Regions from separate parts of the Mus musculus genome. Here all the other regions are linked to region 1. Evidence: chromatin loops called from intact Hi-C (ENCODE). Cell type or tissue: heart. All regions are shown on one strand.

What was found. Hi-C counts contacts between places; a loop is a spot of excess contacts. Peaks named below come from ENCODE experiments on the same cell type or tissue, not always from the same donor. Only the 100,000 strongest peaks of a DNase experiment are listed, where the experiment ranks them.
Region 2: a loop joins it to region 1, with 11 times the contacts of the local background. A loop is called at or near these places in 12 of 42 quality-filtered maps.
Region 3: it touches region 1 in a loop (10-fold over the local background); 28 of 42 quality-filtered maps call a loop at or near these places.
Region 4: a loop joins it to region 1, with 2.3 times the contacts of the local background. A loop is called at or near these places in 6 of 42 quality-filtered maps.
Region 5: a loop joins it to region 1, with 14 times the contacts of the local background. A loop is called at or near these places in 16 of 42 quality-filtered maps.

What each region holds. Positions count from the first base shown.
Region 1 is chr16:96,894,289-96,899,288 of GRCm38, forward strand. The region is part of intron 3 of Dscam (DS cell adhesion molecule); the gene reads right to left. Gm32432 (a long non-coding RNA gene) reads left to right here. Exons shown (of 2, transcript XR_876307.3): 1 at 1-5,000. Among named protein-coding and RNA genes, the nearest start is that of Gm32432, 14 kb to the left of the region's middle. In heart, a CTCF peak has its summit at 2,619 (motif pointing right); no DNase peak of the experiment used is centred here; H3K27ac peaks cover 431 bases.
Region 2 is chr16:97,163,345-97,168,344 of GRCm38, forward strand. All of the region lies in intron 1 of Dscam (DS cell adhesion molecule), which reads right to left. Among named protein-coding and RNA genes, the nearest start is that of Dscam, 4.9 kb to the right of the region's middle. In heart, a CTCF peak has its summit at 2,694 (motif pointing left); no DNase peak of the experiment used is centred here; H3K4me3 peaks cover 979 bases; H3K27ac peaks cover 881 bases; H3K27me3 peaks cover 2,314 bases.
Region 3 is chr16:97,291,368-97,296,367 of GRCm38, forward strand. No RefSeq gene overlaps it. Among named protein-coding and RNA genes, the nearest start is that of Bace2, 63 kb to the right of the region's middle. In heart, a CTCF peak has its summit at 2,154 (motif pointing left); no DNase peak of the experiment used is centred here; H3K4me3 peaks cover 489 bases.
Region 4 is chr16:97,015,361-97,020,360 of GRCm38, forward strand. All of the region lies in intron 3 of Dscam (DS cell adhesion molecule), which reads right to left. Among named protein-coding and RNA genes, the nearest start is that of Gm32432, 140 kb to the left of the region's middle. In heart, a CTCF peak has its summit at 2,269 (motif pointing left); no DNase peak of the experiment used is centred here; H3K27ac peaks cover 1,211 bases.
Region 5 is chr16:97,270,477-97,275,476 of GRCm38, forward strand. No RefSeq gene overlaps it. Among named protein-coding and RNA genes, the nearest start is that of Bace2, 84 kb to the right of the region's middle. In heart, a CTCF peak has its summit at 2,017 (motif pointing left); a DNase peak (open chromatin) is centred at 1,995; H3K4me3 peaks cover 271 bases.

The DNA of each region.
Region 1 (5,000 bases):
ACAAGAGAGGAGGAGGGGAAGGAGTAGATAGCGAGGGGATGGGATGTTTCATCGTTCAGCTTGATAAGAATTAGAAGCGTGCATACTTAAAAAGAGGAGGGTAATTATCGTTATTTGCATACAACAAAATTGCATATGAAAAATGTATGAGCACCAACTGGAAAGAAAGCTGTCACAGATAGATAATCCTGTGAAGTGACTGAAACGGTCCAAGGTAGAACTGGGCCGTCCACCTGTATAGACAAACTCCACTCTGGAATCTGGAGTTTGGATTTCATCTGAGTAGGAAACAAAGGAACACACATGAGGTACTTGTAAGAGCCACAGGAGCACCAGACACACACCTTTGTTAACAAGATGCTGGCTAGAATCCCAATATTCTAGAGCCCTATAAGTCCCAAACAGGTTCATGTACCTTTTGTGTTCAGCCCAGCTGCAGTCACTGTCTGAGGAAGCCTATGGAGCCTTTAGCAGGGGAGGCCTAACTGAAAGAATGGATCACTGGGAGTCAGACTTGGAGGACTACCATCTATAAGTCTGTTCACTGCTCTACCGAGGTGTAAGCAAGCAGGCTCCTGCTCCTGTTGCCCTATCTGAAAAATTAAGTTCCAGGCTCATGTCTTTGGGCTTGCTGCTCTTCCAAAACAACCCCTGCTTCTGATTTCTTTGCTGTTATTCCCCACCCGCACCCCCCACCCCACCCCCACCCCCGCAGATTGAGCTACCTTCCAGGGACACCCATGACATCACCCAGAGGTGATCAATTTCTATGATCTCATCATGGGGACATGAGTATGTAGATGACTCCAACTTCCTCCCTCCAAACCCACCTGTTGCCTGAAGCATCACTATCGAGATCTCTGTAAGATGACTCTGACGTTACTGGGAATCCCTGTCCACAGGGAGAGCAGGGTCTGGATAAGATAAGTGGATTCTTGCAAGTGCTCTGTCTGAGTCTAGTCTTGGTCCATGAGTCCCTCACCTACCCACCTACCATACTGCCTCTTGATTTGACCTGCAAGTGCTATCCGAGTAGATCCCCAAGTACTGCATCTCTTCTCTGCTTTGCTCAGACTCTCTCCCGCTTGCTCTCCATCCTCACAGGTAGCTCAACTCCAAGTACAACTAGACTCTCTCTTCTCTCCATTCTTATGTCTTCATTATCACACCCCATAACCAATAACCAGAACCAACTTCTAAACATGTAAGATTATGTTTTATTATCTCCTGGTTAAAACAGTTATGGCTCCCCTCGGTGGCACCTAAAATAAAACTCAAAGTCCTTGCAAAGCAGGAGCAAGACTCTCAGAACCTTTAGACATCAGTCTACACATCCCATAATAGGCTTCTGGGGTGCTGCTGTTCCTCACTGCTTTGAAGAATTAGATTATTTTCCTGGACAAAAGCAACCTGCAACAGGGAGAATTACTCTGGCTCTCAGTTCAAGGGTGTAGACAGGCTCACATGCAGACAGGCTCACATACAGGCATGCTCACATGCAGACAGGCTCACATGCAGACAGGCTCACATACAGGCATGCTCACATGCAGACAGGCTCACATACAGACAAGGTTACATGCAACAGGATCACATAAAGGCAGGGTCATATGCAGACAGGTCACAGGGCCAGCAATACAAAGGCAACACCAGACTCCCATAGGCCTATGTGTAACTCCAGCCAACTCCTTAGCTGAGCAGAAGTAAGTCCAGCTTTTGTGCTCTCAGAAGTGACGCAGGTAAGGTGCATCCTGGATCCAAATGACTCCCTGCAGCTGGAGGCAAATTGACTCAAGTCCAGACCTGTGTCTCCTTGTGCCCCTTTCACTTTCCTTGAAACATTTGGACTTAACGAGGTTCCAACACCATCAGATCCCATATGACTGATGGTCACAGCCTCCTCAGCCCCAGGTGGGAGGAATGGAAGGGTCCCTGCCATCTAGATATACTTGGAGTGCTCTGAACAATGGGACCTATCCTCTGCTTCACCATTCAGTCATGGGAAATCACTATCTCTAAGCAGCCTGTCTCTGAGTTTGGAATGTCTTTTTATGCTAATTCTTTCTTTCCATAGACATATAATCTTTCCCTGTCTTCTCTTCCTGCCTTCCCTGACGATGAAAGAAGTATAATCCTTACAAAGGTGGCTTTCTGACCCTGCAGGTAGTCAGCACACCACCCTGCATATCCTCACTTTACTCAGGGACTTTCAGAGATACAACGAGGTTGTCCTCGGTCCTCCAAGGTTGTTATGCTGCTCTACGACCCAACATACGGCTGTTACCTGATGGTCACTTGATACACTTGCAATGGCTTGGCTGTGCTGTCCAAGATCACTGACATTCCCCATGTAGCTGCATTGTAAAGTCCTAAGGCTTAGCTGGCTCTGGCCATTCCTTTCCCTGTCTTTTGTTCTTGTAGTGTTGGAGCCAGATGCCCCTCCCCCATGCTCCTGTGTATGGCAGGCAAGCTCCCTACCCTGAATCACAACTCAAGCGATCTCCGTTGTTGTTTTAAGAATATATTTTCAATAACTTTAAAATAACTGACTCTTGAAAAACAAGAAGTTAAACCAACGAGGAAATATCTAGTCAGCAACTAAAGCTGCTTACTTTGGCCACCAGAGGGCTCCCACATTTATCCTTAACTGCTAATCTGTATTGAGACAGCCAAGAAATGACACTATGAGTTTAGCAAGCTCAATTAGAATGTGAGATGCTTCCCACCCTAGGACACATAGTTTTTATAAAACCATTTGATTTGTCTCTCTCTTCGTCCAATGCAAAGCTTCTTTACAACGGCCAGCACATTCACATGCCGAAGCACTTAATCCCTGAAGTAACGACTGCAGTTTAATTATCTTCATTCATGCTCAGATTGAAACCTTTACTACTCACTCCTGGCTGCTTCTTTGTACGTAGGCCATCAAACAACGACGTGAAAGAGCAGGTGCTTTATTCTCAGAATTATGTGCTTTGCCGAGAGTGGGCACTTGGAAGCCCGAATGAAAGCATGGAATTAATTTTCTTATCAAATTGGAAATGAGTTTTTAAAGAGATAATGATTAATGTAGGGGGATGAAGCAAAGAGTCAATACTCTTGTACATACTGGAAATGAAATCTGATGGTCTTATGTGTTTGGAAGAGCGGTTTGTTAACTTTGCAGTAGTGTAAAATTAGTTTTTAACAAGCAGTGGCCTGTTGAGGAGCTGAATAAAGAGAAAGGCTAGACTTATCATGATTGTTCAAAACAGTGAGAAGGGGGGAGGGGACTCACAGCTAGGCAATTACAAACTAGTTCTCCAAGGAATTCCAAAGCCTTGAAATAAAAGGGCTATACCACTGAGAGAATCAATGATTCTGAGTTACCACGAAATATCCATAAACACAAACCCCTTTCTCTGATACCAGGAACTGGAAGGGTGACTATGGAGACCTATTTTGGTTTGGCCCAGAGAACCGGAGCAATTCAGGAATTGGAGGTACCCGACATGTATAAATTTCACAGTGAGGTAGGAACTGAAACCCAGATCCTCACTTCCTATGTCTCATGGCTATTCCTCCCTCAGCATCTTAGGAATCAGGCCATTTATTTGGAAGCTGAGAGATGCCACAGGAATAAGATGCTTGCCACACAAAGCTTAAGAATTGGAGTTCAGATCCTCTGGTCCTAAGAAAAAGCTACATGTATATGGCAGCTTGACTATAATCCTAGCTCACAGATGGTAGAGAGAGGCAATCCCACACCAGGATGCTTGCCAGGCTAGCCAGAATGTGAGCTTATATTCATTCTTAATACAGAAGTGGGAGAACAGTTGAGGGGAACACCCAACACAGGGTCCTGTACACCTGCCCACACATGTGTAAGCAAGCACATGTGTGCACATACAAGAAATGGAAAAGAAAGGCTTAATTTGGCTGACAGAAGGCTCAAGCCGATAAAGTGTTTGCCACATAAAATTAGGTCCTGCATGAGCATCAGTCCCCAGAACCAACACAGAGGTGGCAGAAGACTGTGCTCTAGGAATATGGGGACAGCAGTATATATCTGTGACCCTAGTACTGAAGAGGTAGAGACAAGAAGGTTAGCTGTTCAAGGCTATACTCCATCACATCATGAGTTCAAGGTCAGCCTGGGTAACATGATGTCCTGTCCCAAACAAACAATAAAACAAGATATAAAAACATTGGGTTTTTTTTTTTTTAATTTCAGAGAGGAGTTTTTCCCCCAAAATTTATATTTAAAAATAAAAATTCTTCAAGACATGTCTTAAGCAGCCTTTCTCAGAACAACAGTGTGAAAACTGAACACTGCTGACAAGTGCCAGCAAAGGGAAAGAGGCAGGCAGCTGTAGGAAAGCAGGACTCTCACCCAGGGTAATGGTGGGGGAAGTTTCAAGGGTGGCAGAGGCTGGGCTGCAGGTGTGACCTGAGAAGTGCCATGCATCCCTCCCACACTTGCTCTGGACTGCTCTTCCAGGGAAACAAATTAGAATTGGTAAATCCGTCAGCAAATGACCTCATAGAACATTTTTCTGTGCTCTGGAACGTGAGTGCCTTAGATGTCCAAGAGAAGAGGAAATACAGTCACGGAGATCATGTGACTGGAATCAGGAGTATTTACATGGTTAGAATGGACTGAAGTTTTAGCACATGGGAGGAAGTGGATGCAGGCTAAGGGAACTTGATATGTGAGACTTTAAACATGACCATGTTTTAGAAAAATCAAAGTAGGTGCCTGAGAGATGATAAAATGGATGTAGTAACTTATAGCCACATGTCCTAATAATTATTAAAAGGTGGGGCAAGTGAGGTGAGAGCCACCATTCACTCTGCCTCCTCAGCCTTCCCCCTGTGTGTCCAGCTCCTCAAGCTGCAGACACCGTGAACAATGAATGGAATTCCATCACAGGATGAGCCAGAATAAACCTTTCTTTCATTAAAAATGACTCTCAGCTAGCTCTCCACAAAAATGAAGCATAAGGACTCCATGAGAAGATGCT
Region 2 (5,000 bases), 270 kb after region 1:
CAATTTAAATCTCCGGAATTTAATAACAGGTTAGCAAAGAGGACCCTGTGACAATAATGAGATCCTCAGTGTAAACCCTTCTCTCTCTCTCTCTCTCTCTCTCTCTCTCTCTCTCTCTCTCTCTCTCTCTCTCTCTCTCTCTCTGTAATTGCTGTTCTCTGAAAGCTTGCGTTGATTCCATCCCCATGGTGTTCTGCCGTGGAGTCTCTAGGGGAGACCATGCTTATTGTGGCATAAATATTAGTGGCAGCACCACAGAGACCATGTCCTCCCTGAGCCTCCAAGCTCCAGCTCAGACTCACTTGAGTTTGTTCTCAAGCCTAGGGAGGATGTAACAGGGATTGAACTGCCAGAATATTCCATAGAGCCAGGCACAGGTTCTGAATATTTCCATAAGGGTGATTCGCTTTGTCTCTTTGACAATGTTCAGTATGGAGCCAGGAACACAGGGGAGTTTAGAGTGGAAGCAACCCTTCAGTTTCTATATCTTTCGGGTTCTTTGCCCCTGCATTTCAAACTGGCTTTCTATAAATAGGACTGCTTGCTCACTCTTAAATCTTACTCACTGTCTTCTGAAGGAAAAAAAAAAAACTTAAATAGGGATATAGGCAAGATTAATCAATCCCTGTTACTCCATCTCCCTCTGTCACCTCTTATCTCATCAGACACCTATTCAGCTGGGTCCATCCTTTCTCTATTAAGTGGACATAAGTAAATATGTAAATATTTACATATTTACATAATCTAAGAGAGTTAATCACCCATGTTGATCAACACAGAATAAATTGCTGATCTCCAAAAATCAAAAGAAGTAGACTATAATCTTTACAACATTAGATCCTTGTATGTAACACTGGTATTTTTAACAACGATTAAAATATAATCTTTCCATGTTATTCTGATGAAATACCAAGTATATATTCAACTCTGCTGCAAACTAAGATATCGACAAGAGACCTGCAGCCATTTGAGACTTACGAAAATAGGAGCAAGACTTTATAGACATGATTAAGGCTTTAAAACTAAAAGGCTGGAGGTTTATTTATTTATTTATTTTTATTCTCAGGAGTTGTTGGGAAGCTTGAATGTCAGATTTGGAGAATTTAAATCTTGTCAATGGAGAACAAGGGTTCCCAGGCCTAGATAAAATCACTGGTTGAGACACCAGCCCCACTGCATCCCAAGAAGGGTACCTGGGGATATCAGAGCAGGCTGTGTCTCCAAGAGAAAGTCCCAGCACATTCCATATGTGAGCGAGTCACTTTTGTAAGACAGTACACCCCACAGTCATCTGTAAAGCACAAACGCTTCTCCAGCCAGAGGCCAGCTGCCTGTCAGAAAGCAGAGGCAGGCTGAGGGAAGCTGCCAGCTGCTCACCCATCCTTTTTATGCAGCTGAGGCAGAGGTTGGAGGGAAGAGAGCAAACTGGGTGAAGAACCCAGGGTGGGAAGGAAGCTAGAAAGAAGCCTTTGAGTGGAGAGAGGAGGAAAGGCTTGAATGGGGTGGAAGGCTATGACTCACTTTCCTCTCTCACTCATTTATCTCCACCCGGACTTGCACTCTGTTTCATACAAAGAACACACTTGGTCACAGTAGACATTTCAGCCCATGCATGGTAGCATCTATTGAGACTGAATCACTTCTCAGGTAACCCTCAAATTGACAAGCTATAGATTTCCCTGAAGCCATCAGAGCACAAGGTTTTAGGAAGGATAATGGAGGCTGAACCTGGCCCTCTGAGCATCTGGGCAGAAGCTGTCTGGCCTTTGAACTAACTCAGGGATCTGCCCTTCCCATTGGCTCTTCATTCCTGCAGCCCAGGTGGAGAGCTTGCTGCCTGCAGAAGGCACTCTGATGCTCCCCTCAGAATTCATAGCAGCATCATACACCACAGGGCTGCCGGAATCTTCATTCTCGCCAAGCGTATAGCAAAGGAAATACAACTTTGAATTAGCTTAGGTTTTCAAAACATTAAGGAACGTGAATATAGTTGAGGTGTTGGGGGGGGGGGGGCAGACAGAGGTGAGCTGAGAATTTCTGCACCTAGATCCTCAGAATATGAAGAGTTAAAGCTGACCCAGAGGAACAGGTGCTGCCCGATTTGCCTGGTGTGGGTGTGGGGCGCGGCTCCAGACCCCCAGAGCCTTGCAGCCACAGCTGCAGGAGATTGACGGACTGCGGACAAGCAGCACGCCAGCATAGCCCCTGTCACCAGCAGCAGAGGAGAGGCCCCGCGGCTCCTGGAATGACATTGGAAGGTCAGCCAATCAGGCAAGGAGCTGCCCCCTCCAAGATGCACGCACCACCCCTGGGCTCTCTGGGCAGTGTGCAAGGGAGGAACCAATGCACCTCTCTGTGGACTATGGACTCCCGACACCACCCTTCCCTCTGTGCATCTTCCGGGATTGGAGACATTGCTGCAAGCTGCGTCCTTCTTTGTATAAATGAAAACAAAGGCTGCAGACCATCTCTGACCTGCCAAACCCTGAACATAATCGCTATGTGTAAAACTCCACCTCCAGAGCTATAGAGTCTGGGCGCAATGAACTTGAGGGACACTGGGGAGGCGGCGTCTCAGGAAAGCCCTATACAAGTGTGTGGAGCGTCCTCGGAGGCAGAGGTTTGCCTGCTCTGTTGAGAGCTTGCTGCATGAGTCTGGCGAGGTTTGCCGCCCACTAGTGTCCTATGGCGGGGACACAATTGGCATGCAGGTAGCAGCAGCTCCGTGTCTCCCAGGCTCACAGTGCCTGCCACCTAGGTCCAGCATGCACCTGAGTGCCATGGCCAAGAAAATGTATATCATATGCCTGGGTAGCCCCAGGGCACCTACCTAGCTTAGGTGAGCCTCACTAAAAAGCCAGATAAATGGGAGGGTTCATTCTAAAACGCCCCGAATGTCCAGCCTATTGCCATGTTAATTATGCTTAACCACATTCACAATCAAGACTTTGTAAATACAGGAAATGGGGAAAGCCATTACTTTATTTTAAAACAACAAAAGACATACATACACTCCCATTTCCCACAGTGCTCATAGATCTTAAGACAGCCCCTCCCCCTTGACATCAAGTTCCTATGGCACTGAGCTGACTCCTGCTGAGCCTTAGTCACCTTCCTTGTTTTCTCCAGACACATCCATGATAAAATATTTTGTCACCTATGTGGACATTCAGGCCTCAGGGATTTAAATGGGAAGATTTTATTTATTTATTTATTTATTTAGGCAAAAATTGCATCCCCCCCCCCCCCAGTAACACACTGTATGCATGGTGCAGAATATGCCCTGTGACTTGCTGAGTATCCCAGACAGCAGGAAACCTTTGGTGACACCCAAGTGGCAAGGAGGGTAGTGAAGGAGAGGAGGCAGATTGGCTGGCATTTATTAAAGGTCTGCCTGGCATTTTGTTTGCCTACAGAAGGCATCTTATAGGGGCATGCAGCTTCTGTGCAAAGCCTAGAAATTTTAGATGAACTCTGAAATTATCAGAAATAATCTCCATTCTCTATAAATATAAGGGAGAGAGATTTTTTTTTTGCTGATATATTTCTAAGGAAAATAAAATTTAAAATACTACTTTAAAGTCTTCAAGATGCACCAGTATTTATTAAAAAACAAAAACAAAAAACCAAAAAACCCTGCTTCTGTGACTGAATAAAATACCGGGTGTCAGGTCTGTAATGCCCTATCATGTGATCTGCAGAGTCCCAAAGGTGCTGCACACCCAGCTTGTCCTTGATAATCTCTCCACCGTCACTCCACCCTCTTCTACTACAGCTAATGAGCCTCCGGGAGCCTGAGAGCACAATGCAGTGAAGCTCAAGATTTCATGGCCAAAGAAAAGTCAATGTCAAAGGTGTGTGTAGAGCAGCGCCAGGATGCAGCCATCACACAGACCATATAAACCTGCAACCTGTCCCCCATTCTGCCTGTTAGGAGGCCATCTCTGCTTTTGTCAGGAGTGTTACACTAGAAAGGACTCACTGGGGTTAAAAATCAAGAGACCCTGTACAGAGAACTGCTGCAGCTGGGTGTGCATGCCGAGTACACAGGCAGCCGCGTGTGTCTGCACACACGTGTGCCTCTGAAGCTGTCCTGGGAATATTCCCAGGGTGTCAGGGGTAGCATCAGCTACCTCACAGGCTCTCTGCACCTTCTCAGGTGAGGTCACTCACAAGCTTTTAACCCATGCAGGCACTGCTCTCTTGCTTCTGGTCTTTGCCCCAAATACCCTCTGCAGCCTGCCCAGCAAGGGTGCTTTAAGAAGCAAACATGCCCCTCATTACTTGCTTTCTACTGTTCAGATGAAGACAGACTGTCTGAAACACAGACTGGACATTTCTGCTTCTTACCCAAATATCCAATTGCATAATATTTTACAGATGAAAAAGAAAATATGGCTATAATGGGCATTTTAGTGTTTGAGGCCTAGCAACCAGTGTGGTTCTTACCACACATTTGGGTACTTTTTCCAAAATGAACATAGGCCAAAATATTGCAATTGCCGACCAAAAATTTAAAAAAGACTCCATTCATATTAGATAGGTAGTATTTAGTTTCATATTTTTGAAATATATTCTGGCCAAAGGCAGCATTTTAAATCAGGTTCATATGTGTGTGTGTGTATATGTATGTATGTATGTATATATATATATATACATATATATATATATATACTAATATTTTGCATAGTATGTCTTAAACACCATCCTTGGAAAATCCAAAAATCTGTGTACACACACACACACACACACACACACACACCAATGTAAAAGCCCAAACCTCTGGAGTCAGGCTTTTTTTCCATGCTTGCTCATATAGAGGAAGGGCCATTTTTACATAAGGCGGCTCCCTGGCCTTCAGCTGATGGGGTCAGAGCAACTTGCCTATGCATTTTACTGCAACAATAACTGATTCTCTCAACAGATGTTAAAAGTCTTGCAAATAATTCTTGCATGACTTTACCCAGGTGCACATGAGCAATCTTTGCATATATTTTCCA
Region 3 (5,000 bases), 400 kb after region 1:
GGCCTCATCGAGAAAAGAATCACACACCAAAGCCACACGAGAGTCTGCCTCACCCAAGTCAAAGTGGCTATGAAGGAAAAATGTGGGCAGAAGGACCTGACACACTGCCTCCTAAAGTTCATTAGTGCACCCACTGTGAGACTCATTGTGGAAGTTCCCCGGAAAACTAAAAATAATAGAATACCATATGGTCCAGTCAGAATACTTCTGAAGATGTATGCATGTCATAGATATGCGTGCATGCATGTTTATTGCTGCACTGTTCATAAAAGCCATGTGATGGAATTATCTCAGTTAAAGTCAGTGGGTAAACAAAGAAAATATGGGATATAGATGGTGGAGTACTATTCAGCTATCAAAAATAATTAAATCTTGTTATCCATAGGAAAAGCATGGATGGAACCAAAGTAGCTCATCACAGGCAAGATAAGCCAAACATAAGGAGACAAGAATCCATGCTTTCCCTCTCATACAGGAGGGCTCCTAAGAACTGTTATGAGTGAAGGGTGGAGAGAGAAAGAGAGAGAGAGAGAGAGAGAGAGAGAGGAGGGTGAGGGAGGGAGACAGGTAGATATGATCAATGAGTAGTGAGTAGTATGTGCACATATGGAAATGCTACCATGAAAATGGTTAGTGTGTACAATTTAATGTAAGTTTTGTATGTATGTGCCTGGGTTTGACAGCGGGGTGGAGGACACATGTGCTCTTTCCTGTGGAGACCAGAGGCCAGCCTCAGGTGTATCCATCCTGTTTTTTGAAACAAGGTCTCTCACTGGCTGGTGAGCCTCAAGGATCGTCCGCTGTGCAAGTTGGAACTCCAAAAACAGGCTGCCACACCCTCAGACTCGGGTGTTCATGCTTATGCACCTAGCACTTACTGCCTGAGCTGTCTCTCTGGATCTAAAATAGGGAATTGAATATGTAAAATCTTAAATATATATAGAAGAGAGATTAAACCCTTATAATTGCATGTCGTATGTTTTTCCTCTCTGGGACTTTGGGGCTTGAGTTACAAAAACACCATCCAGAACTATTCCGTGGAAGGAACCAGTCTCCCTGAGAGTCTACCTTTAAAGGAACACAATCCTGACTCTTTCTCAAGGTCTGCACAGCCTGCATTACTGAGCCCTCTGTGAGCAACTGTCTAGCAACAGGTATTCAAGCACTCTGCCCAGTGAAGGGCCTGTCTGTGCTGGAGGAGAGACAGACAGTTGAACCACACTGGTTCCTTCCTCCCGAGTGTCAGCCACTATGCAAGAAGCTCAATGTCCCCACAGCACCACAGCCTTTGGCCCAAGCTCTCCGGAGTCCAGCTCCGTCTGCTCCCAGAGCTCAGCTGCCTTATTGCCTGCCTTTCTGTTGCTTAGTAACAAGATCACCTAATTATTCTCCTAAGAGGTCAAAGAAATGCCAGCAACCCATTCCTAGACCAGGAAGTCAAATGGCATAGCCTTTAATTTGCATAAAGAAGGCTCTTTTTAGTCAGAGGTAGGAGGGAAGGGGGGGGGGGCGGGTCTGAAATCCAGCCTGCGTTTGCTAACATCAAATCCGGACAGCCTGGCCTCGCAAGGAAGGGTGGCGGCAGCGGGTGGGTGGGTCGGAAGCAGCTGCAGTAGAGTCCTGATCTTTTTAATTCATTGGAGACAAGAAGTAGCGCCAGGAGAAAGGAGAACCCCTTTTTCATGTTAGATGGCGACTTGTTGCTACTGAGGTTTCCTAAGGCACTGGGGACTTTTGTTTTTTGATTTAGTGGTGGGAGACTTGTATTGAGAGCTGCGGTTTGTTTTCTTAGCTAACTCGTCTTTGTCTGTCTAGGGTCCACGTTTGTCAGGTTTTTGTTTTCTGAACACTGCCCCTCTTAGTGATGGGGTACCTTACTAACCCTTGTGTCTGCAAGGGACCCTGAATACCTTCAAAATGCCTTCCAGGTGACAATGTCCCCAAGTACTGGCTCAGAACCAGAGCTGCACAGTCTGGGAGGGGAGGAAGAATTGGAATTCATGGGAAAATAACATTATGCTATTGGACAGCTGTATAGCTTCGAGGCTGGCTATGTGAAGCCAGCTTTTGTCTTCAGAGATGCCTGGCCCCCAGCCCTAGGTTTCTCTTCATCTCTGAGTAGCTCTGCAAGGGTTGGTCCTCTACTGCCCTCTGCTGGCTCTGAGGGGTGTTGACCTCGGAGAATTTTCCAGCTGAGGGTTGAGTTGATTTTAAACCTTTAGAGACACTCCACCCAGACTTGCGTTTATTGAGCGTTAACTGTGACCTCAAAATGCACCCACAGAGTGACAGAGCACAGGATATAATGCACTATAAAGTCAAATCTCTCTCTCTCTCTCTCTCTCTCTCTCTCACGATAAAGACAGCACAATGCAGTTTGTTTAACTCCAATGAACTGTATAGCTAGATACTTATGATCTGGGTCCATTAAAACATGGAGAAAAAATCTGGTAAATAACAGCAAGTGACACAAGACACCTTGAGTTCCCTTGAACCTCGATGAACAGTTCTCTGCAGACTTGGGTCCCTGAGGGGGTCACTTTGATACCAGTGTGTGTGTGTGTGTGTGTGTGTGTGTGTGTGTGGGTGTGCTAAGGCATAAAGGAGGGTGTTTGATCTGACCAAACCTCAGTGGTCACAGGCCAAGACTATAGTCCCTCTGGTCATCTGTCCGTCTCCCTGCTGTTCCCAGAATGGAAGAAACATTTGAGGGCCAGTCCCATTATTATTATTATTATTATTATTATTATTATTATTATTATTTTATCATAGAGGTCAAAAGGGAAGTCAGGAGGATGAGGGAAAGGACAGAAACCCTGGTTGTGCTGTCAACCAGGCTCATAGGTCTGTATGGGAAGGCCAGGCCAGGAGGCACCTTGATCCATGCAGAGAGCAAATCTGTGCATCCAACGGCCACCAGGGAATTCCCTTGTGGAGAATTGCATTTCTTTGCCCTGCTTAAACTTCTAAAAAACTATATGTACTACATACTAAATGGGGGATAAACCACCAAACCTTCTCTCCTTATGTCTTCACTGAAGTCTGTATTATCAATTCTTAAATTTAAGTTCATTTCTCCACATGTGGCATAATTTCTTCTTTAAAAAAAAATACATATCAGAAGATGGCCTAGTCGGCCATCAGTGGAAAGAGAGGCCCATTGGTTGTGCAAACTTTATATGCCTCAGTACAGGAGAACTCCAGGGCCAAGAAGTGGGAGTGGGTGGGTGGGGGAGGGGGTGGAGGAGTGTGTGTGGGGGACTTTTGGGATAGCATTGGAAATGTAAATGAAATAAATACCTAATTAAAAAAAGAAATAGAAAAAATAGAAGGATTATCTTTTTTAAATAAAAAGAAATCTAAGCAAAAGGGCATTGGGGGAAGTCAGGCAATGGTGGTGCATGCCTTTAACCCCAGCATTCAGGAAGCTGAGGAAGATAGATCTCTGAGTTTAAGGCCAGCCTGGTCTACACAGAGAGTTCCAGGACAGCCAGAGTTGCACAGAGAGAAACCCTCTCTTGAAAAAGTAATAAACAAACTAACACACACACACAAAGAAAGACAGAAAGAACAAAAGAGAGAAAGAAAAGGAAGGAAGGAAGGAAGGAAGGAAGGAAGAAAGAAAGAAAGAAAGAAAGAAAGAAAGAAAGAAAGAAAGAAAGAAAGAGAAAGAGAGAAAGAAAGCAGGCATGGAGAAACATGAGAAATTTGCTAAGGTGATATGGCAAAGCCATGTCTCTTGTAAGAACTTGAATCTGTCCTTTGTCAGTCACCATCAGGAGAAAGGCAAGTGCTATTGGGAGCTGTGGGGCTGCATGGAACAGGCTCAGCCAGAGCTTCCCTGATGCACAGAAGACACAGCCTGGCCCCTAGGCCCCTCAGTGTCCTGTAGAGACAGCAGAATCACCCATGTCAATACTGGTATCTGTCCAGTTTTTTGTTAAGACAGACTCAACCTCAAATGTTTCATGGCTCCATATACTCTTGTTGTAGCCCTCACCCCCAGAAGAGCCATGCCCCTAATGCAGTTGAGCCCATGGCCATATCTGTTCAGTGAAGGAGAGTGGTCATCACAGAATTCTTGAGGAGAAGCAGTCCTAGGTAAAGTGGTTACTGCAGGCTCAACCTGAGAGTGAGCGCACTGTAGCGGGGAAGGCTTGCTGTTGGGGACACTCTGGCCATGGTCTTGTTAATCCCACTGGTGGAGAATAAGAAGAATACTACCACAATTTAAAGCCAAATTTGAATCAAGCTTTAATTAAATACGGCCAGGAGAATGTATCTCATGACCAGGCCCATCTCTAGTTTCCCAGAAGATGAGGGTTGAACACATGAGCCTGTTGGGACAGTCCATATCCAAGTCATAACTGAAGGTTCACCTGCAGAAATGGATCTACTGTGTGCTTCCACCAAGGAACTGTGGGTAATTTCCAAGATTCCTCAAGGAAACATCTTCAAGGATGTACCAGGCATGGGCACAGGCTTCACTGACCACTTACTATTCAAGGCTGAGGAACTTAGCCTGTACTGACAACAGCCTTACCCAGCTCTTGACAGCCCTGAAAGATGTCACCAGTCACATGCCACCTTGGAGAAGGTGGACGGCATGGCTGTAAATCCATTACCATACATTTTAGTCGTCTTTTGAATCCCTTCAACTATCTATGTGTGAAACTATTTACAGATATCTTTCTTTTAAAAACTTATATTTCCTATATTTTAAAGATACATGTTTCTTTTTTTAAAACTTATGTCAAATCTCTCCTCAGCTGTGTTAGAAGCTTCCTATTGCAGTGAGGAGAGCCCTGGTGAAAGCTCACAGTTCCTGGGGGGATAGAGTCCATCACAGCAGCAAGGCATAGCAGCAAAATCAGAAAGCAGGGAGAGATGAGATGTGGCCCTGGCTTCTAAGCCCTCAAAACTCACCCCAGTGACATATGTCCTTTACCAAGACTCTACCTCCTAAAGGTTCCACAACTCCCCATCAGTACCACCAACTA
Region 4 (5,000 bases), 120 kb after region 1:
TCCCTCCCTCCCTCCCTTCCTTCCTTCCTTCCTTCCTTCCTTCCTTCCTTCCTTCCTTTCTGTGGATTCTGGGGATTGAACTTATATCCTTGGGATTCCAAGACAAGCACTTTACCATCTGGTTTGTTTTTCCAGTTTGTGAGTCAGAATTTGAGCTTCAAATGTCTAAACTTATATCGTCCTAGACATGTTGCTGATGGGATGAGCAGTATGCTCCAGACAGACAGCATGCTTTTTCAAAGGCAGCTTTACCAACCATGATAGGACAAGAAGCCTGTGAGCTGATGACAGGGCTCTATATGTGACCCTGGGAATGGGTTAGTCCCACAGCAACCTCCTCTGATAAAAGCAGACATAATGCAATCACAAATGAGTTTATGATTACATGAGAGTCAGGGAGTCTTTGCTCGTGGGTTTACTCACCAGGCAGGATGTGTGACCATCACACATGCTAAGGAATACAGCCATGCTCAAGGGACTTCCACCCCTTGTCATGCCCACATGTGTACTTGGAACAAAGGGCTATGCTGTGGAAGTTAGAAATAGTACTGATCTGTTCTTCTGGACTCCTGGGCCATGTGAGTTGAGACTCCTTTGGGGGTCAAATATCAGATATCCTGCATTTCAGATATTTACATTATAAGTCATAACAGTAGCAATGTTATGGTTTTGAAGTAGCAACAAAGCAATTTATAGTTGGGGATCACTACAAATTGAGGAACTGTATTAAAGAGTCACAGTATTAGGAAGGTTAAAAACCATTGTTCTAGTAGGTCAGGCTTGGAGATGCTGTGATGGGGCAGTTGAGGTCAATCAAATGAGCACTACACATCTATGTCACTGACTCCTGATAAAATCTGAAACACCAGGCTTGGCATAGAGTTTCCTATGTAAAGTTGTGTGCTGTGAGGCATATTTCCCTCTGTGGCTGGACCATGAGGAAGATGCTGATCCTATAAGATGACATCACCACATAATCTCATAGCTATGGTTTAAGTAAGTCTTCCCTATGAGATTTTCACAATGACAGCATTGCCCAGGGATGCCCCTGTCTTCAGCAGCATTGTGTGTATTCACAGGAGGAGGAGCATGGGAGAAGGGGAGGAGAAGGGGGAGGAGGAAGAGGAGGAGGAAGAGGAGGAGGAGGAGGAGGAGCGATTCCAACTTCAGGGCAAAGGCAAGCAGAAGCATTTGTGGTTTGAATGTGAATACTTGGTCCCATCTGGTGACAATGTTTTGGAGACTGTTGACGCTTTATGGTGGTGGAACCTTACTGTTAAAACTGGGTCACTGGAACCAGGCCTTGAGGTATTACAATCTGGTTTTACTTCCTGCCCACTCTTTGCTTCCTGACTGTGGACACAACCTGCCAGGCCAGCATCCTGCTTTGCTTGCTGTCTGCTTTCTCCACCATGAGGTTGGCAGATGTGTTGTTTCTTAAGCTGTGAGTGTGAATAACCTTCCTCTGTCTGTTTCTTCTTGTCAGGTGTCTGGTCACAACGCAAGAGAAACCTCCTAGACTCTCACAAAGTCTCTTCTGCAGATATTAATCTGAGGCCCTTTACTGTAATAAGCTTCAGGCGTGGAAAGCATTCCCTCAGTTCAGTGAGTCCCCCATCAGACTGTCTAGCTATGTGTGACCTCAGGAATCCTAACAAACTCTGACCTTCCTACATGAGTGCCTACTATAGTATGGATCATAAGTGTTTTCCAAAGGCCTAGGTATGAACATTTGGTTCCTAAAGTGAACCTGCTGAGAGGCTGTGAAGCCTTTGTGTGTGTGTGTGTGTGTGTGTGTGTGTGTGTGTGTGTGTGTGTGTGGTGGTGGTGGTGGTGGTGGGGTTCAATCTAGGCAGAGAGACCTTGCCCCTCTGCTTCTCTTCCCCTTTCCCGTCTCCAGAAGAGTTCTAATCTTCCCTCCCACTTTGTGCTTCCTGGTCACAGGCTGAACAGCAACAGACTAGTCAGTCAGGGGCTGAGGCCTCTAAGACCTTGAGCCCAAGCAGGCCTTCTCTCTAAGCTGCTTACCTCAGAGAGCTGACCAACACAGTTCCCACTGGTGGTGCAGGCTAGGAGCATAGAGAGAAGCTGTTCACTTCACTGAGCTCAGGCCTGTATCAACTGAGACTTCCAGGCAAAGTGTGGGAGGCTTTTGAGATCAGCAATCCATCCCTGAATTGACTGAGATCACCACACACTAAATGAAGTTAATACTCTGCCACCTGGTGTACTGAGGTGTATATTACAAACTAACTGAGTTACACAAAGATACAATATATAGTTTCTGCATTGTTTTCGTAAAAACATACAGCATCCGTGCTTTAAGCATCACACCCATAGATATGCAACCACATTCCCAGGATTGTAATATCCTTTTACTTTTCTTATAGAACATACTGACTATCAAGAGAACACACAGCAAGATTACAAGGCGGAGTCTTGCTAGATACAGGGTAGAGAGATGGAGAGAGAGGCATCCTGTGGCTGTGCTCAGGGAAGCACAGTTTCTGCAGTCAGTGCAAACACCCATGGTCTCCTGGAGCCTCTTTCACCTCAGCTCACCTGACAGGTTACGCAAGGCAAGAGGTACTTGTTCATGGTATTAATTTTCCATTGCTTCAGTAACAAGCTATTGTAAACTTGGAGGCTTAAAACAAAATGAGTGGGCTTGATACAGTCAGAAAAGTGTTTGCCCTCCAAGTAGGAAGTCCTGAGATCCATCCTCAAAATCCACATTATAAAAAGGTATATGTGTGTAGAGGGTGGTCCATGTGGCTGCATGCTTGCTGAAATCCCAGCACCAGGGAGAAGACAGAAGATCAGTGGTATGCACTGGCCAGCCAGCCTGGCCTACTTTGGAAAGCCAGCCCCTACCTTGTAGGGCTAAAATTACAGGTCAGCCACCACTCTCACCTAGTGTGTATATGGCTTCTGGAAAGCTGAACTCTGATCCCCTTGTTTACACCGGTGAACATTTCAACTGCTGAGCCTTCTCCACAAGCCCCTTTCTCTGCTTAAAGAACCACACAGGACCTGCTTCTGCCTTCACACAGCACAATTCCACATTGCTTTCATGGAAGTCCCTTCCTGTAGACAATGCATTTCAATAATCTCATCTAGCTTCAGAGCTGCCTGTGATGGTGGCGGTTCCAAGGGCTGAGTTAATTATATGTGACACATGGGTAAAATGGCCACGCTAAGTCCTTTCAGCCAGTGAGGGGGGTGGGGGAAGATATAGAAATCAACCGGGAGGCTGGGAAACAGCTCTGACTGTAAACTGCCTGTCACACGAGCACAAGGATCCATGCATTTTTAAAAATGAAAAAGAAAAAAGGAAAGAAAAGGTGGGTCTGTAACCTAGCACCACTGCTGCAGGCGTGGAGACAGGAGAATTCCTGAAGTTCATTGGCTACTGTGTAAAAATTTATGGGCTCCTCATTCAGTTAGAGATCCTGTCATCTCAGGGAGGAAGGGAGGAGGCAGAGCTTAAAAAGAAAACACTCAATATTAACGAAAGACATCTAGCATCAACCTTTGACTTACACACACACACACACACACACACACACACACACACACACACACACACACACACACAGAGAGAGAGAGAGAGATAGAGAGAGAGAGAGAGAGAGAGAACACATCAGAATAGACACCATCTTCTCATTGTAAGTAAGGATGGGGAGCCAAAAATGTGTCAGTGTATCTGATTTTATCCTGTTTTAACTCAGGTAGATCAAAGGTGGGATTGTAGTCATTTGTTCAGTGAGCAGTGTCAACTACACATGAGGCTGCCTACAAGAACCCATTTATTCCAGAGAGACTTTAAGTACATGTCTATTTGTCCAAAAACACTCAGAAGACTAAAATGAATCCTTGAGGAAGATTTTAATTTTATATAATTTTAAGTAATTTCAAACCTTTAAAAGACAACCTTTTGCCTATTTGAGGGGTGGAGCTACTAGGTATAGCCTGGCCTTGTTAGCAGGCTGTCTATACTCCTGGTAACTTGACGTAACTTTCTGCCATTATGGTCAAATGAGCTTAGCCTGTCTGAGAGAGGAAGCTTGGCTCCGGTAGGTCAGGAGCAGCACTTGGTGGTGGGTCAGGTTATTTTGCATAATCTTCCATCTCTACAAGTTCCATTTGAGCTGACCTAAGGGCCACATCAGCAGTCTCCACTTAAGTTGTAACTCTCAGTTGGACTAATTACCCAAGTAATCATCATAATCAATAAAAGCATGTAACTCAGGACATAACTCCATCTCTGGGGTCTTACCCCAAAGCAGTACATGCAACATTTTCCTGAATAACATTGATGGAACAATGAGATGGTTGTCACAATGTGGCAATTAGTTGGGGGTGGGGGGTGCTTTACATAGAATTCTGTGATGCTGTGAGCACCCCTGATGGAGAGTGATGTAGACTTGAGTGTTTTTTTACACACAGTGTTTCTGGAAGGACAAACAGCTAAAGACTAACAATGCTTCTTACCCTAATTAAGGGTAAGAGTTCGACACCTGGAAATTGATGGATGAGAGGCTGGAGTATATATATATGTGGAGACAAATGGGACCCATGATATAAACTGAACAGGACAAAAGAAACTGATAATTCTAATTTTTTTCCATGATGAGCCTATGTACAGAAGAAAGACACCTAAGAAAGAGGGCTGTGTACTTTCTCTAGCTCCTTCATTGGGGATCCTGTGCTCAGTCCAACGGATGGCTGTGAGCATCCACTTCTGTATTAGTCAGGCTTTGGCAAAGCCTCTCAGGAGACAGCCATGTCAGGCTCCTGTCAGCAAGCTCTTGCTGGCATCTACAACAGTGTCTGGTTTTGATGGTTGTTTATGGGATGGATCCCCAAGTGGGGCAGTCTCTGGATAGCCATTCCTTGTCTCTGCTTCACACTTTGTCTCTGTAACTCCGTCCATGGGTATTTTGCTCCCCCTTCTAAGAAGGAACGAAGTATCCACACTTTGGTCTTCCTTCTTCTTG
Region 5 (5,000 bases), 380 kb after region 1:
TAAATATAAAATTCCATCATGGCGAGAAAGGCCTGGCAACAGACAAGGAGAGCTTGGAAGCAGGAACAAGACACTGGCTGATGACATTTTCATCCCATACAGGAAGCAGACAGAGAGAACAGGAAGTGGAGCACCACTAAAGGTGGCTCCCCGTGACACACTTCCTCCAGCAAGCCTGAACATCCTAAAGGTTCCATAACCTCCCCAAACAGCTTCACCAACTGGGGACAAAGCATTCAAACACCTGAACCTGTGGGGACGTTTCTCATTCAGACCACCAGATACCATCCCACACCTCCGGATGCTGTTGCCAAGGAGATAAAAGGTAAGAATAGACGGTGAGGTGGAAAAATTAGAACCTTTACACTTTACGGGTATTTAAAGTGCTGTGGTCTCTGCAGGAAACAGAATAGTTTCTTCATACTTTAAAAACAACCTGTGGTGTGACTCAGCAAATCCCACTGCTGGGTTTATACATAACATGTACTACACACCAATATTTGCAACCTACTCCTACTGGCATCAAAGCAGCTGCAGGATGGACCAAGTGTAGGAGCTGCCTGGGTGTTTGTTAGCAGAAGAGTTGATAAAGAAAATAGGGGCCAGTGAAATATCTCAGTAGGTAGTGGTGCTTGTGGCTAATCCCACTGAACTGTTTGAGCCACAGGACTCACATGGAGAAAGGAGAACACCAGTTCCTACAAGTTGTCACCTGACTTTCACATATGTACCACGGGTCACACATGCACACACAACCACACAAATACACACACAAACATACACACACATACACACACACAGACATATGCATACACACTTACACACACTTATACATATATGCATACACATATGAAATAAAAGAGAAAACATGAAATGTACTTTATGTATTACACTGATGGAATAGTCCCATCCATAAGAAAAAGGAAATGTTGCAATTTGTGCAATCAGATGAAAGACGACAGCAAGCCAGACAGAGAGAGACAAACACTGGCCAGTAGGGTGTGGCTTGGTGGTAGAGCACTTGCCTAGTACATGCAATGTTCTAAGTTCTACTATCCTACACACACACACACACACACACACACACACACACACACACACACGTAGGAAGCCAACTCTAAGATGGCGCCGGTTTCCGGTGTGCCGTTGTCATAATCATAAACAACATCAGCGCAGGTGTAAGCCCGAGTCTGGCGCCAACCCCTCTCGAGCGGGTACATGCTAATTAGGTGACAGGAAGGGGTAGGGCAGACTTGCAGGGAGAGGTGAGACTAGGGTTGGAAATCATATTGGTGTCATCTCGTGCCCCTAACAAAGCACAATGACTGAATCCTTTCTGACAGGGCAATCCCAGAATGTACAAAATTAGAGACAATCTGAGGATGTAACAACACAGCCAATTGTTCTGCTGTCCAGCATGGGTGACAACGTCCTGAAGAGTGCCTAACAGACCCCTAACTAGGACAGCACCTCTGGGTGCCTCGGGAACTCAGGCATTTTGATTACCCATGCTAGCATTTATTTGATGTCGTTGGTCTGGCTCAGAGCCCTTTTTATAACAATCTCACAAATCAGGTGTAAAGGAAAGAAAAATAAATAAATAGAAAAGCCACAGCAGGCACCCTCCCGAAGGCAGTGGCATTATTTTATAATGTTTGATTTTGAATTTTTAATGAAGGTAGAAGGAAGATGGACTCTGCATATCAGGGAAGTGAGCAGAAAGAACCTGTTCTGGAATAAACAGGTCAGCTGGAAGGTGGGAGAGGCTTAGGAACCCCCGTAGTCCAGGAGTGCACTTGCACGTAGCTGAACGAGGTTTGGCAGAAAGCCAGCGTTCAGGACAAGTTGGCTTCAAGAGCACAGAAGAAAGACGGGAGCTCCCACGGGTCATTTCTTGCTTGGGCTCCCGAGCCAGGCTCCCCTGCACAGCTCTGCAGCCCCTGCAGCTGCGCAGCTCTGCTCTTCTCTGCAGACACAGGAGGGAGCCATGCTTCTCCGCCACCTGCTGGTTGTTTCCTGAAATGCAGGGTACACCTGGCCATCAGCGGCTTCCTGATCCTTCATAGTCCACCCTATTTCCTCTCTTATCGAAAGCAAAAGGTGGCCCAGACAGCCCTCTCTGCCAGGATATTTCACATCTGGTTCCTCTCTTTCACATGGCATCTAAATCTCTGTGGTTCTGAAATATACACAGAACAGGGAATTGTAAGGTGGGTGGGTGGATAGTATTCTGTGATGTTGACTGCAGGAATTCCTCTTCAAGTTTCTCTCTCTCTCTCTCTCTCTCTCTCTCTCTCTCTCTCTCTCTCTCTCTCTCTCTCTCTCTCTCTCTCCCTCCCTCCCTCCCTCCCTCCCTCCCTCCCTCTCTCCCCACCCCCCTTTTTTGTTTTTTCGAGACAGGGTTTCTCTGTGTAGCCCTGGCTGTCCTGGAACTCACTTTGTAGACCAGGCTGGCCTCGAACTCAGAAATCCGCCTGCCTCTGCCTCCCAAGTGCTGGGATTAAAGGCGTGCGCCACCCTGCTCGGCTCTTTAAATCGTTTTTTTTTTCTTTTGTTTTTTTTTGTTTTTTTTTTTTTCCTTCCTTCCTTTTTAATAGCATGTTACAGTGTGATGTCCCTGCTCAGGGCTACAGTGGGCACTGATCAAATCCTGTCTCCATTTATAAAATTTGACTTTTCTTTTTTGTTTTAATTGTATTCTATTTTATAGGTGCAGTGTGTACAGCATACATGTTCACATATGTGCAGGAACATGTGTATATGGGCACAGGTGCATATGTGTGCACATGCACCTGTGTATGCACATCATGAGCGCATCAGGTGTCTTCCTCAATCACTCTTCACTTTTTGTTTAAGACATATTTTATTTTTAGTTATGAGTATGTGTGTATGGGGGTTGAGCACATGCCTGCAATGCCAGTGGAGGCCCCAGGCATCAGATCTCCTGGAGCTGGAGTTACAGGTAGCTGTGAACTCCTGACGTAGGTGCTGTGAACGTCCTGATGTAGGTGTTGGGAATCAAACTCGGATCCTCTGCAAGAGCAAACAATGCCCTTCATCACATTTTATTTTGAGGCAGTTTTTCCACTCATGCCCAGAGTTGGTCTAGCTAGCCAGGATTACTCCAACGATTCTCTGTTTTCACATTTTATGTGCTGGACTTTAAAAAATTGCCATAATTTCCATGGGTGCTGGGGATTTGAACTCAGGTCCTCTGACCACTAAGGCAAAGTTGCATATAGAATGCAGACAGCACTTTTTTTTTTCTGCATCTGGCTTATTTTATTTAACACAATGCCTTCCAGTTTCATCCATCTTGCCACAAATGACAGGGCTGTATTCTTTCTATGTCTAATCTAAATAGTATTCCACTAAAGTCACAATTTCTTTATCCACTTGTTTAGTTATTCACCCATGTTAATAAGCAATCTGGCTGTTGTGGGTAGTGCAGCAATAATCATAGATTTACAGGTGTCTCTTCCACAGACGGATTACATTTCCCCTGGATATATTTCCAGGGGTGGAAACGCTGGGTTATACAGAGAATCTATTTCTATTTTACTGAAGAGGCTCCATAGAGGTCTCCATAATGACTATATTAATTGACCAGAAATATTCACACTTTCTAACAAAGGACTGGAAAGCCCTGCCCTTTAGAAAAGTAAAATTTTTATGTCCTCAAATCTTCCTGGTTTTTGACACTGAAGGACAGTTTTCTCACTTGGAGTGAAGGATGCTGGGGGTGGGAATGGGAGTGAAGGATGCTGGGAGGTTGGGAGTAAAGGATGCTGGGGGAGTTGGGAGTGAAGGATGCTGGGAGGTTGGAAGTGAAGGATGCTGGGGGAGTTGGGAGTCTCCTTCTGATCCCACTTTTATACTCAGATTAACAACTGTGCTTTCTAGAAGCACCAGGGCTGGAAGGGGGTACAAGAAGAATAGGTCACCCCACACATATACTTCTCAGATTCACCTTGATCTTCTGAACAGGACACGTGGAAATATGAGTCATATCCAGTCTTATTTCCTACCTCCTAACCAAGAATTGCATGAGATCCAATGATCTGAGAGTAGGTCCTAGCCAGGGGCAGTGGAAAGCAGGTTTGGCTGACCTATCTGCTGGGAATGTCTCAGGGACAAGAAGAAGCAAAGGAAACCTGTCCGAAATGGGAAGTTACAAGTCAGTAGCCACCTCCACTGATCTCTGAGCTGGCTCTTTGCACTGTCAAGGTATTATCCAAAGCCAACATCCCCAGCTTCACTCAGCAACACTTGAGCTTTGCAGGAAGATGAGTAGTTTTCCTGTGCCTCTTGGGAGTGCTGTGCAGAGGACCTCTGCTGCTTGCTCCCTGTTGGCAGGTGGGGATTTTCATGGGGGTCCTGTCAATGATAATCTCTTCCTGCCCTTCTCCTTGCTGTCTGTTCCTGCGCATCCCTGCCTCTTTATTAGATTCTGGGGTCTCCTCATCTGCTCTACTGGTAAGAGGATTCTCCCAGTCAGCCTCTCGACCTTCCTATGCTGTCCATTCCCAAGAAAGCTGAGAAAGACTGGCTCTGCCAACAGAGGGGTGGGGACAGTTCTTTATACAACAACAAAGTTATCTGCACACCCAGGCTGATGGTACTGAGACCCTGTACTCCCTCTTGAACTCACATTACAAGAGATGGGGTTGAAGAGATAGCTCAGCAGTTAAAAGCACTTGCTGCTCTTGTAGAGGACCAGAGTTCAATTCCCAGCACCTGCCTCAGGTGGCTCACAACCATTTATAACTCTACTTACAGGGGATCTAGCATCATTTTATTGGTATTCTCAGGCACCTACATGCCATATGCATATAAACACACACACACACCTCATACCACACACACAAACATACCACACACACAAACAAACCACACCCACCACACCACATACCACACACACACACACACACACACACACACCACACCACACCACACCACACCACACCACAAACACATACACTTTTTTTTACAAAGATACA